Regions from separate parts of the Homo sapiens genome. Here regions 2 and 3 are each linked to region 1. Evidence: chromatin contacts called from ENCODE Hi-C or POLR2A ChIA-PET data. All regions are on one chromosome and are shown on one strand. Each heading gives the region's core, a stretch centred on a gene start or an enhancer-like site at or near the end of the contact. The rest is flanking DNA. Distances are from core to core; before and after follow the strand shown. Region 1 holds the start of TUBA1A (tubulin alpha 1a). Region 2 holds the start of DDN (dendrin). Region 3 holds the start of DNAJC22 (DnaJ heat shock protein family (Hsp40) member C22).

Region 1 (4,089 bases), core at 760-3,259:
TGCCTACTACCATGCTTGAATAGAAGATTTTTCATATTTAAAAAGTATTCAGTATTCAAAGCACAAATTTTGTAAAATGAAGTAAATCCAATTATGACTTAATTGGGATTAATTTTACTGCTTTCTTCCCTTTTAAATAAAGATGAAAGTTTCCTCTGAATAGGACTTGATATTATAATCCGGACATCTGTACTGCAGCTGAGGCAAGAAGCCACACCCTTCTGCAGTCTGTCTGCAGAATCCATCAATACTAGGAGTTTAGACAAGGTCTGCCTTCTGCATTGCTGCATTGCTGTATTTGCTGTGCCTGGTGCTAGCCTGTACTGTCTGCTACATTATTTAACAGAGCAAGCTCTATTTCCAGCAGCTGCCTACATGATCTCATTGTGCTGTTTTGCCAGTTTTCCTCCTCTGACCCCGCCCGGGACCATGTGCCTGAATTGAAATGAATTAATTAAGATGCACTGGAACAAAAGACAACGGGATGCGGAGTATAATTCTTCTTTGTCTGTAGCAATTTCATTACTTTTTTTTTTAAAAAAAAAGGTTTTTCCAGATCTTCTCCACTGTAAAAGCTGAAAAATTATCCGTATCTTAACACACACACACACAAAAGTTCCTAAGTTAGAAACAAGCATCACATGAAAAGGTACCAAAGAATAAAAGCCCAGTGGAAGGATAATGAAATATTTATTTAAAACAACAAAATAGTATTTTCATCCTGAGATTCTCTACCCATCACATAATATTCATATTCTTTGCATCCAATAGAGGTTTTCTTCTCTGTGGTCTTTAGGGCTACCACTTTCATTGTCTATTCGCTGATGTGGTGGGGGCGGGGCGGGGGGGCGGCGGGGAAGGGCGTTTCCCTGGGTCCTGACCATCAGGGTACCCTGGGGCTCACAAAGTGGGCTTTCTCCCTCGCTGAACGTGCAGTCCAGACAGACAGACAGACACACACACACACACACACACACTTCAGTCGGTCAGGGCAGGGCGTCCCACAGACACACACACACACACACACACACACACACACACACTTCAGTCGGTCAGGGCAGGGCGTCCCCAGACCAGACATTAAAGAGCTTGTGAAGTGAATTATGATTTTGCTCAAGAAAAAAAAAAGTCATCTAACTTATAATAGTGAAGAAAACCCTTTTGGAGCCTACAGTTCCGCAATGATGAAAGGTTTTTTTGTTTTTTTTTCAGTCAGCTCCTGACAGAAGAGGTTCAGTGAGGGCGAACCCCGCCCAGTGGCTCCAACGCCATAGAAGCCAGAAACAAACAACCCCGCCCCTGCGCCGCCCTGACACCCGCTGCCGGGGGCTCCGGCAGAAACTCACCATGTTTTCCCGGGAATGTGTGGGTATCTTTCCAAAACGCCAAAGACCGCGGAGGGTCTTCCCACGCTAACCCTAGGCTGCGCTTTGTTCCCGTTCCCCCTCCCACGTCCCCCAGCTCGCCCAACGCCCCCGCTCTTTTTGGGTGCCTCCTCCTCTCCCGGTCCCCAGAGAACAACGCGAGACAGAAAGTGGCCCCTCAGCATCAGCGAAACCGTGCGCACAGACACGGGGCCCAGCCGGGACGCCCCAGACCCCTCGGTCGCGGCAGACGGGCTGCCCGCGGCCCCCGAAAGTCTCTCGGATAACACAGGCGCCTAGGCGCCGCCTTTGTTCCTCCCCAGCGCTCTGCTGCGCCCTGGGCGCAGTACTGGCCCGGTTCCTGCACCCGCACTGCGGCGGCGGCGGGGCTTGAGGATTTGGGGCTAAGCTAAACCTCACAAAACATACCACCACCCTCGCCCAGAGAGCTTACGAAAGAAAAGAGCTTAAAGGTTTTCCAAGTAGAGCCTGGGGGCGCTGACTCCACCCAACGGCCACAAAGAGCCGAAGCCGATTCTCACCATGGTTGCTGCTTCGCGACTGCCGAGCTGATGGCGGAGACGAAGAGGAGAGGTTGTTGCTTCTTACAGCGCGACTCTTAGGCGGTCGATGTAAGAGAACCTGCGGCACATAGGCGGATGCGGCTCCCTATATACAACTCGGTCACCATGGGGATGGGCCGGGGCCTTTTCCTGTTGGTCCAGACCCCCAATCTGCCCAGAGAAGCCATGACAGGAGACTGGTGATTGGTGCAAGCGACGTGGGATGAGGTAATCTCTCCCCCACCCCTTTTTCTCTAGCATCCGTAGACTGTTTGCATCCTTTAGACAAAGAGACCGTGCAGAAGCAGTCGGCCGAGCATCCATTATGGGGCGGGGTTGGGGAGGGGCGGAAGGAGAAGAAAGGGGACTGGGGTTAGAAGACTTTCTGTTGCTTAAACCTCAAACTGCAGTTAAAATTATCTATGTGAGGTTTTTTCCCCCTACCCTTAATAACAATTTATGTTTAGATTAAATATTTAAAGGAAAATGACTGCCAGCCCCTCCCTCGTAGTATATTAAACTCGACTACATTTTGTTAGGGTTCAACATCTCTAATTGCTTTAAACGTAAAGTGGGAGGGAAAATCGGCATGATGCTCGAAATGGCCTGGGTATATGTGATTTTTTTAATTTAAAAAAAGATTTAGCCATACGGTCATTCCAAATGGTTTCTCAGGTTCAACTAACTTATTTTCAGAGCTTCTTCTGCAGGCACACGCACACCCGAATAGCTAAACAAAACTGGAAGATGGAAAGAATAACCATATTAAATAAAGAAGCGAACAAATAGTTCTAACATGGCAATAATCAAGAGCAAGTGAACGTAGAGTAGTTATAATGGTTTACTAGAGGTATTCTTTTATGAGAAGTCTATGTAACACATTTTGTATGGTACATTGTCCTTTGGAATGAATCATCTTTCCTGATAGAAAATTGGGAAAATACAAGGAGAAATAATTGAGCTCAGAAGTTAGTACTACATGTGTGCAGTTACATATCTGAATTGGACTTTTGTCTGGAAAGTAACAAGCAAAATAATAGTAATAACCAATACACCAAATTAAAAAGAAGAAGAGAATAATATAATGTAAAAAGAATTTTGCAATGTCGCCTCCATCCACAGACAACTGTGAAACATCAGCTCAATAAACGCATTTCCTTTTTATGTAGTTCTTATGTCAATTTGGTAAATATCCTCCTGCGAGTGGGCTTCTAACTGTGGGAATTTTAGCCGGCCTCACACCCTTGCTGTTCAGCTAGAGACTCTGGTGGTTGCTCAGTTGTCCCTTGGGACAAAAAGGCTTTGCTTTCACCCCTAGGAAATAAATTGGAGTAAAATTATCTTGATATTTAGGAAGCCTCCATTCTCAGCAACGATCCGGAGTAAGTCACTGGACTTCGTACCACTGGATGTTGGTGATGAAATTTCAGAGGTAAATAAGTTTGGCCACTAAAGTTGAAAATTTATTTTTTACAAATAATTTTTCCTTTTGGTTTTCAGAGACAAATTTTCAGGGTCTGCAGCACTACTCACACAGTGCTCTGCGGAACCCATTCATTCCTGCTAGGCTGGCAGGCTAAGAAGGGCGTGGGAGGGAGGGACTTGAGAATACAGCTGCTGCAGGTTGTGGTGTGACAATGGCGACCACAGATTTTTCTAGCCTGCCATCCACAGTTCTGCTTTACTTGATCAATTTTGCTTCAGTAATATTCTCTGGAAAAAAAATAATATCCAAAATGCAAAAATCATTTTATCTACTTATTGTATATTTCCTAGGAAAAAATAATCCTCAACATCATCTTATCTCCACTTCTTTAGCAAAAAAAAAAAAAAAGTATATTTCAGAAGAGACAGGAGGATTAGGTATTTGAATGCTTCTTTCAGAACCCAGAAATATATTTAACAAAAATAAGAATTAAATGGCATAAGGAAGCATAAGGATTAATAAGTAGCTCATTCAAAATACTTTCACAATTTTAATAATAAAATATATCAGACACTATTGGACTATAGTAACATGTACAAGTCTTTTTGGAATGAGAAGCAGAGTTTGAACATTATTTTCTTTACAATATAAAAAGATTAATTAAGAAATATGTCACTTATCCAATAGTCTCAGTTCTTTATGCAATTTCCAAAGGATTAAATAAAAGAGAGGAGGG
Region 2 (4,089 bases), core at 406-2,905, 190 kb before region 1:
AGCATTTGGGAAACCAGATCTGTTCTCCTTCTTTCCCTTCCCTCGAGCCCTTGAGGTGGTGCCTGGATCTGGGAGCGGGATGCGGGGCACAGGGAGCCGCAGTTGCAGACCCCGCAGGAGCTATCTCGGTGCCTGCGCTCCCTGTAGCTTTGGCTTGGGGATGGCTGTCGCTACCACTGTTCAGGTCAGCAGCAGCCAGCCCCAGGCTTTTCTCCACGACCCCCTTGCCGGGCTCTGGCCTTGCTCTGGCCGCTCCACAGCCTGGGGATCCCCCCAAGAGACCTTGCCCCTGTCGGAGACCCCAAGCCCCGAGGACGTCCCGGTAGATCCGAGGATCCAGCCTCTTCTTTGTGCGCCCTCCGTCTGTCCTGGCTGGAGTCGCAGCTGGGGCTGATGAAGTGGGCACCTGAGAGTTCCCGGGGCCTCTCTTAGTCCCCAAGGTCCTATGGGGGCCTTCGTAAGAAGGTGGAGCCACGTAGGGTGGCGGCCGGTCCCAGCGGCGTCGTGGGGCGGTCCCGGCAGAACCTCTCAGCAGCAGGTGAGCCTCGTAGCTTGGGGGCCCGGGCCGCCGACCTCCCCAGGGCCCCGCCCACGCCGACCCTGGGTCGCTCTGCGGCTGCGCGGATGGACGGGGCGCTCGCCCCACAGGCGCCAGGCGCTCCGGCCGCAAGGGAGCAGGGAGCCCTGCCAGCTGGGCCACCCGAGGGGCGTTGCGGGGCTCCGGGCGGGGTCGACCCGGGGGGCTCCGTCGGGCCCCACCAGCCTTGCGCCTTTTTCGCTCGGTCTCCTTGGCCTCCCGCTCCTGCGACGCCGCTTTCCTTTTCTCTTGCTCCCGAGCTCGGACCTCGGCCAGGGGCCCCGCCCGCCAGTTGGTCGCCTCCTGCAGCACCCTGGAGGCCCAGGGCCGGCGGGGCGGCGGCTGTGGGGATCCCGGGCGCGGCCCACACCTGGGACAATGAGCAGGAACCCAGGTGAGCAGTTTGTGGGGGAAGGGAGCCGAGGTCCGGGGAGCTGGGAGCACTGGAGACCACTTGGGGCAGCCATGTGAAGGGGTGTGTGTGAGTGTGTGCGCGTGTGCACGTGCGTATATGTTAGGACTGAAGTCGAAGCGGGACTCCTCGCCATCTCTCCATGCACACTTTAACAGCGTCTGCCCCATCTCACCTCCTGCCCTTTCTCACACCCACTTCTGTTCCCCCAAACAACGGGATGAGTCAGGCCCCAGCCCTCGGGAGCGGGCAGAGGTGGAAGGCGTGGGAAAGAGAAGGGGGACCAGCAGTGCTCGCTGGTGCCTGCGGGGAGGTCCGGACCCCACTCCCCGCCCCACCACTCTCTTCCCCTCACCCCTGCTTCACTCACGTGCGGTTCTGGAACCCGCGAGCCCAGTGGCTGGCCTGGAAGTCCATGGGCTGTCGAGAAGGGGCGCGGCGACTATAATGACAGGAAATAGTCTTCACTTCTATCACCAATAGCTTGGACTTCTGCACCCAGAGGCAGCTGCCAGACTCCTCATCCTGGAGCTCCCGGGGGCTGTCAGGCCCCTCGGAGAACAGTGGGCCATCCAGCATCCTGCCCCACCCCACCCCGGCCCCCCACCCTCCCACCCGCCCCAGGAGCCCCCTCCCAGCCCAGGGAGCCGGCGCCCACTGCAGAGCCGCGGGCCCGGGGACTGGGAACTATATATACCCGGGCACACGTGTGTGTGCCTGTCTCTGTGTGTGCGCGCGCATGTGACACCGCGCGGACTGCTCCGCGCTGCTACCTCCCCCATGTGCACGGCCGCCCCCTGGGGCCCGGGATTGGACGCCCCTTCCCACTGCTGTTGTCCCCCAAGCCTGATGGGATCGCACGAGTGGGCGGGGGAGGGACTTATGATTCTTGCCAAGCTGACAGTGCCCCCTCCCCCGCCCCTATTTCTTCAACCTTCCTGCCGTTTTAACCCTTTACTCTCCTGCTTGTCAGGTTGCCTGACCACCAGGGTTCTGCCCCTGGCTTCCTGCCTCAGATTTCAGTTTCCCCAACATAGAGTGATGAGATTGGAACTCAAGGTCTCTGCCTGCCACTCTGCTGGTTTCCATGGGGCTGGGGTGCAGGAGGGGCTGGCCCACGGCTGGGGGGCTATTTTTAGCGGCAGTGGCTGTTCGGGTGCAGAGATGAGATGAGTAACCAGCTCCCATGCGGTGGAGAGAGGAGGCGGTGGCTTTTACCAAGCTTTTGTGCGACTCTGAGGGAGAGCTGCCTTCCCTAAGCTCAAAAAGGGTGACCCCTACACCCGTATCTCCTTGTCAGCTCAGTGCTGCAGCCTAGGACTGCTGGTACAGCAGGACACAGGCGTCTGCCTTGGCCACCCAAGCTGCCCTACCAGTTCCATTCTACATGTTTGTCCTTGGGCAGCCAGGGAGCCCTCCCACAGCAGCAGGCTTTCACCTCCAATCCAGAAGCCAGGATTTGGGGGTTATATTGTTCTGTGCCCACACAGCCTGCCCAGCTTTATGGAGGACAGAGTAAGTGCTTATGCACTCTCACCCTTCCAGAGGGGGATGGAGGAGAAATGATGTGTTTGCTTGGCAAAACTAATCCCCTAGCAACTGAAATGATAAAAGTGGCCTTTATTTTTTTCAATGTAGAACTCCCCCTCACCACCACCACAATGCCTAGTTCACTCAGTCCCCACCTTAAGTGGTGCTCCAGATGCTCACCTTTTGGGCTGCCTCTGTCCTGGGGGGCTGTTGCTTATATCCACATGATCCCTCCTCCTAAGCTTATACCAGGTGTCCCCTGATTCACCATGGTAATGTTAGTGGCAGCACAGCCCACGCCAACCCTTCCATGCAGAGACTTAGCAACCATGCCTGGCAACCATGGCAGCAGCTTCAGTGGAGGGGAGCAGTGCAGAGAGAGGGGAGAGTGTGTGGGGCATGGTTCCTCGGGAAGAAGGGATAATTTGCCTCTCTGGAGAGGAATAGGTAAGAATAGAAGCTTGTGAGTCTCCCAAATTTCATCCCTTGTCTCTCCCTCAGCTTCATCCTCACACTGAGACGGATAGGTTGGGTTTTAGAGGGAAATGGGAGAAGCAAGAGTTCCCAATTAGTTTTCCACTAATGTACATGGAGCCCTTTGGGTCCAGACCCTTCCTTTTAAGGGGATGGGGAACAACCAGAAAGGTTGTGGGGCAGAGACTGACAGACTGAGAAACAACTCAACAAAACCAGGTCTCTGCTCCCTAACACAAACCTTTAGAGAGAACGCAAACATCCCGTCCCATCCACCCTACCCCCCTTGATTCCACACACCTGCCAGCTGCACTGATGACTTGACTCGAAGATGCTTCCTTCCACCCTAGGTCCCACTAGAGTCCTGAGGCTTTTTAAAGCCCTTGCCTCCTCCCTAGGCAAATCTTCCTTAATGAGGGAATGTGACATAAGGGGCCATCTGTCCTTTCCACCATGTGCTTACCCTCCTGACACATAAACATACTCTAATTCTAATAACTTGGAAGCCTTCCTCCCCCAAGGTTGAGAATGTGCTGTGAGAGCTGTAAAGGGGTGAAGGCAGAAGCAGGGGCTCCTCCACAGCCATGATGCAACACTGAAAGCTGAGCTCTGATGAGGGCCACCTTCTTTTTTTAAAATAAGCTTCCTCAGGTCGAATCTGATGAGGGCCTTGATGCTTTTCCCTGTGTTCCATCAGGAGAACCCAGTATGCCCTGGCTGGAGGGTTATCAGAGGGGTTAGGCACTGTGGGGCAGGGGCAAGGAATGACTCCGAAATTGCTCCTGGCTTGGATGGGAAACTGTATCATACCTGCAAGGCTGGGGTGAGCTGGCACCCAAATTTAGCTCATACTCCAGTCTAGCAGTTCTTCTGATGTTGGGTGCTGACTGCTGTTTGGGTCTACATGCTTTCAATACAGGGAATGGATCTGATGGAGTGACCACTGCCCTGCTGTTCTCCCACCATCCAGCTCATTCTCACCTTGGAAGAGGCAAGGGATTTGTAGGTTTAAAGATAGTGCTGGCCGGGTGCGGTGGCTCATGCCTGTAATCCCAGCACTTTGGGAGGCTGAGGCAGGTAGATCACAAGGTCAGGA
Region 3 (4,089 bases), core at 449-2,948, 160 kb after region 1:
GGCTCGCGAAGCCAGGAGGGGTCGGGACCCGGGCGGTACCGGAGGGCGACGGAATGAGAACGACAGGCCTTAGAGAACCAGAGAGAAGCCCGCCCAGGGCCTCCCCCTCCCCCGCTCAGCCCTGCCAACTCCCCCAGCAGGCTCCAGTCTCGCTTCAGCGGCCGCCACCCTTCGTTGCCCCTGGAGCCGCCGGGGAGGCCAGTGTCGGAGCCAGCCATGCGGCGGCTCCTCTCTGGCCGCTCCCGCGGGGCCGGGGCTTCGGCGGCTGCTGTCACGGAGCCGACAGGCCGGGCCGGCCGGGAAGGGGCGGGTGGCGGGGGGGAGAGGCGGCGGGGTGAGGCTGGCTCAGCGCTGGCACTCAGTGGGCGCGCAACGTATGTTTGCCGAATTGAAAGGCTGGGACACCGAGCGGCGCAGGGCAGAGGGTCGGAGGGCACAGGCGGGGTAGGAGATGGCCCAGACCGGGTGAGGGCAGAAGCCTCACTCACGGGGGAAGAAGGCACTCGAGGTCGCTCTGAGGACCGCTGGGCTGGGATAGACCACCCATCCCCCGCCGGGGAGACCCGGGTAGTAAAGAACAAGACAGAATGGGACAGGCAGGACGGTTTGGACCCCACCTACAAGCGCCTCCACCACCCCAGCCTCCGATCCTTGTCACGCTCTGCTGGGGAAACCGAGGCAGCCGATGCTGAGAATAGCCAAAAAGTTAAAAGCGGGGTCAGCGACGAAGCTGGGGCAGCAACCAGAATTCCTGCGTGGGTTTTTTGGATTCCTCCGCCCACGCGGGGCCAGTTTGCGGGTAAATGCACCACCGCGCCCCGCACCACAGCTCAGACCCTTTCCTCTCGCTGCAGTTTGTCAGATCCCCCCACCTCCCACTCTGCACCAGTTTATAGAACAACAATTTGGGGAAAACAATCCGGGCGGAGTGACGGCCCCGTAATTGTGACAAAGTGAGTGCGGGCGGCTGGAGAGAGCGCTAGGCCGGGAGCGCTGCAGGGCGAGGCGGAGGCAGGGGCGCCTCCCCCCGCCCTGCCGCCCCCTCGTTCTTATTCCGGTCACCTCCCATCCCTCTCCTTGACTCTTCAATTCCTCTTCTCCCGGCCCCTTGCGCCTTCCTTCGCTTGTTCCTCCATCGCTCTTCCCTTTCCTCCCGGTAACAGCTCTTCTCCCGCTCCCCCGACCCCGTCGCCCCTCCCCCGGTGCGCTTTTTCCTCGCTCACTTCTCCCCTCTCCTCTGCCCTCCACTCGTTTCTTCAGCTTTTCCTCGCGCTTACATTGCCCTTGGGCCCCTGGCTCTCCCCGCACAATCCGCTTCTCTCCCTCCCCACTCCTCCCTTCCTGAGATCGAACCCTGAGCCCCTTCCCGACCCCCACTCTCTGGGCCGCCAGCGCAGCCCCGCATTTCTGGGTTCCTCGGGAAGTAAACCTGGGGGCGCGCTGCGGCCCCGGGTGCCCCGGCGGCCAGCCCCTTCCCTCTCCCTTGTATGGCTGCCGCCCCCGCCCCACCACCTGAGCCGGGAGATAGTTTGTTTGTCCAGCGGCGGCCGCCGCCGCCCACGCTGTTTGCAAAGCTTAGCGCGCCGTCGCGCAGTGCGGGCCCAATTAAGTCTCATTCATTATTCAGCGCTCCTGTCCGCCCCCGCCCCCCAGCAGTCTGAGGCGTCGCTTTGGGGCCCCTCCCAGCCTAGGCCCCTCAGTGAGCCCTAAGAGGTCATATAGAGAGCAGCATTTCCTCTCCAGGCCGAGATGAGGGCTGAGGGCGTTTGGAGGGAAGCGCTCTGCCTACTGCCGGGAGGTGACACCCGCGAGGCCGACCGTCCCCCGAAGCCCCCGCAAGTCCAGACTGGGGGACCTCGGAGATCCACGAGATTGCCAGAGAAGGAAATTGAGGCCCAAGAAGCTGCATGACTTAGCCAAGTTCACGGAGTAGAACCCGGGATTGGAGCCCGGGACATTGAAATGAAGGCGTCTTGCATTGCAGCTCCGTTGCAGCGCAGAGGCGCAGGAAGGCAGACTACCACGAGCCTCGGGCTGCGGCCTCGCCCTCCTGGTCGAGCCTCCTGCCCTCCAACCCTCTGCTCCCGTTTCTCCCTCTGGTTCATAGCCCGCGGGACAGAGCAGCCCTGGATTGGGAGGCTCCTCAGGTCTCAGGCTCAGGTGCAGAAGCAGAGCCCCTAACTGGAAGGCTCGGAGGTGGGCCGGTGAGGCAAGCAAGCCCTGTGGGGGGTTGAGGACAGCTTGGGTTGGATGTCCCTCACTGCAGCCTGTCCGTGGATGTCTCTGCCTTAAGGGAATTGGAGGTGGAACCATCCAGTCTTGAAGGTCAACGGAGCGTGAAGAGAGGAGCGTGCAGCTTGAGGTGAGGGAGGAGTCACCTTTCAATTTGTGGGGGTGGGAGGAGGTAATCAAGGACGTATTCTTGCATTTACAGGAGTTTATCCTTTTTTTTAGCACTACAGATAGGAGCGTCCCTTGCTCCTGCCAGGCAGCCCCTCCATAGGGGCAGTCCTGTGCTGCTGTGCCTCGGTACCCGCACAAGGTGTCTGGGGACCGCCCGGACCCCCCCTTCCATCGGCGGCAGCGCCACCTGGCGGCCATGGTGCGGTGGTGTGGGAGGAGCTGGGCCCGGGCTGGGCACTGAGCCCACCGGAGCTGCAGGCGTCTGCAGAGCCTTGCACCGAGTTTCCCCGCGAGGGCGGGCGGGAGGAGTCCCAGGCGGGAATGTGATCCCCAGGGGGCCGGGGAGGGCCCTGGGGAGGAGCCTGGCCTGGGGAAGCCGGACTTCCGTGACACAACAGACACAAAAGACAAAGTCCATTTGGATGGAAGTGGGAGCAGGGCGAGACGGGCCATTTTCACTCTGTGGTCAAAGGAAATGACTGGTCTGACTCGGTCTGGGAGCGGGGCACCCAGGTATGGCCACTTGATTTGGAAGTAGCGGGTGCTGGCTGGTGGTCGCTCCAGATAGAGGGGACACTGGCAGGCACGCTTGGCGTCCAGTTTGATATTGTGAGGATTTGTCCAGCTGCTGTGGAGTGGCTTTCCAAGCCGGCCTCCGAAAGAGGTGGTTGAATTGTGGGGTGCCAAGGTCTAGGTCAAACGAAGTTTTCCAGAATATTTTAATAAAGGGAATTCAGGACCCCTTTCAAGTTTGACCTGTGGGAAAATCTCATGGCCTGGAGAGTTAGGAAGGCAGGAGAGTGGCTAAAGCCTGGGCCAGGTGTGGGAGGGCAGCCACAGTTGGAGTTAAGTCAGGGGTAAGGCAGAGGCTTTCAAAATGTGTGGGAACTTTGGAAAAGCATCCAATGCAGCCCTGCCCCTCCACACATCCCCCCATGAGTCATTTGGGGTCATGGGTCTCAGGGGAAGTCTGAAATTTAAACAGCTTTCTCCTCTAAATCTGGAGTCACTGTGGTTGTAAAGAATGGGACTGAGGTGCTAGGACAAGGGATATGAGATAAATAGCACTGGGGACTCAGGCAGATCTGTACTCAACTTTTATTGGAAAGAGAAATGGTTGCTGTGTTGGAGCCTGGACATCATCTTATGACTCTACTTTTTCCCATCTCTTAGGGTCTAAGGATAACTCTGGGGCCATGACAGCCATGAGTCTCACAGAGGACCCCGAGACTTCTGTGCTGCGAGTAACCGGACTTGTTCTGAGACCTTTGCCCTAGAGGATGGCCAAGGGGCTCCTGGTGACCTATGCCCTCTGGGCTGTGGGGGGCCCTGCTGGGCTCCACCACCTGTACCTGGGAAGGGACAGCCACGCCCTGCTCTGGATGCTGACCCTGGGGGGAGGTGGGCTGGGCTGGCTCTGGGAGTTCTGGAAGCTCCCAAGCTTTGTAGCTCAGGCCAACAGAGCCCAGGGACAGAGGCAGAGCCCCAGAGGGGTGACACCCCCTCTGAGTCCCATTCGCTTTGCTGCCCAGGTGATAGTTGGCATCTATTTTGGCCTTGTGGCACTGATTAGCCTTTCTTCCATGGTCAACTTCTATATTGTGGCCCTCCCACTGGCAGTTGGCTTAGGGGTCTTGCTGGTGGCTGCTGTTGGCAACCAGACCTCAGACTTTAAGAACACTCTGG

Evidence for each region. Hi-C counts contacts between places; a loop is a spot of excess contacts on that map. ChIA-PET counts read pairs that join two places held with the same protein, here RNA polymerase II (POLR2A). Pooled maps may share reads with other maps.
Region 2: a loop to region 1 is called in a map with no recorded cell type, with 13 times the contacts of the local background. The contact joins the promoter of DDN here to the promoter of TUBA1A in region 1. A Hi-C loop is called at or near these places in 3 of 37 single-sample maps with no recorded cell type and 7 of 50 pooled maps. POLR2A ChIA-PET finds 5 or more read pairs at or near these places in 5 of 52 experiments (A549, GM12878, HEK293 and 2 more).
Region 3: a map of OCI-LY7 shows a loop between it and region 1 (4-fold over the local background). The contact joins the promoter of DNAJC22 here to the promoter of TUBA1A in region 1. A Hi-C loop is called at or near these places in 1 of 168 maps with a recorded cell type or tissue (OCI-LY7) and 9 of 50 pooled maps. POLR2A ChIA-PET finds 5 or more read pairs at or near these places in 5 of 52 experiments (A673, HEK293, MCF 10A and 2 more).

The regions. Positions count from the first base shown.
Region 1 is chr12:49,187,071-49,191,159 of GRCh38, forward strand. It overlaps TUBA1A (tubulin alpha 1a), which reads right to left and starts at 2,010. Exons shown (of 4, transcript NM_006009.4): 1 at 1,907-2,010. The coding sequence starts at 1,909. RefSeq lists enhancers at 1,689-2,280, 1,779-1,898.
Region 2 is chr12:48,997,720-49,001,808 of GRCh38, forward strand. DDN (dendrin) reads right to left here and starts at 1,656. Exons shown (of 2, transcript NM_015086.2): 1 at 1,360-1,656; 2 at 1-947. The coding sequence starts at 1,568. DDN-AS1 (DDN and PRKAG1 antisense RNA 1) reads left to right here and starts at 628. Exons shown (of 2, transcript NR_147179.1): 1 at 628-971. RefSeq lists enhancers at 288-357, 2,027-2,321 and silencers at 478-937, 1,587-1,881.
Region 3 is chr12:49,345,190-49,349,278 of GRCh38, forward strand. It overlaps DNAJC22 (DnaJ heat shock protein family (Hsp40) member C22), which reads left to right and starts at 1,699. Exons shown (of 4, transcript NM_001304944.2): 1 at 1,699-2,362; 2 at 2,455-2,916; 3 at 3,577-4,089. The coding sequence starts at 3,684. RefSeq lists silencers at 24-213, 244-343, 364-483, 2,516-2,735 and an enhancer at 2,398-3,341.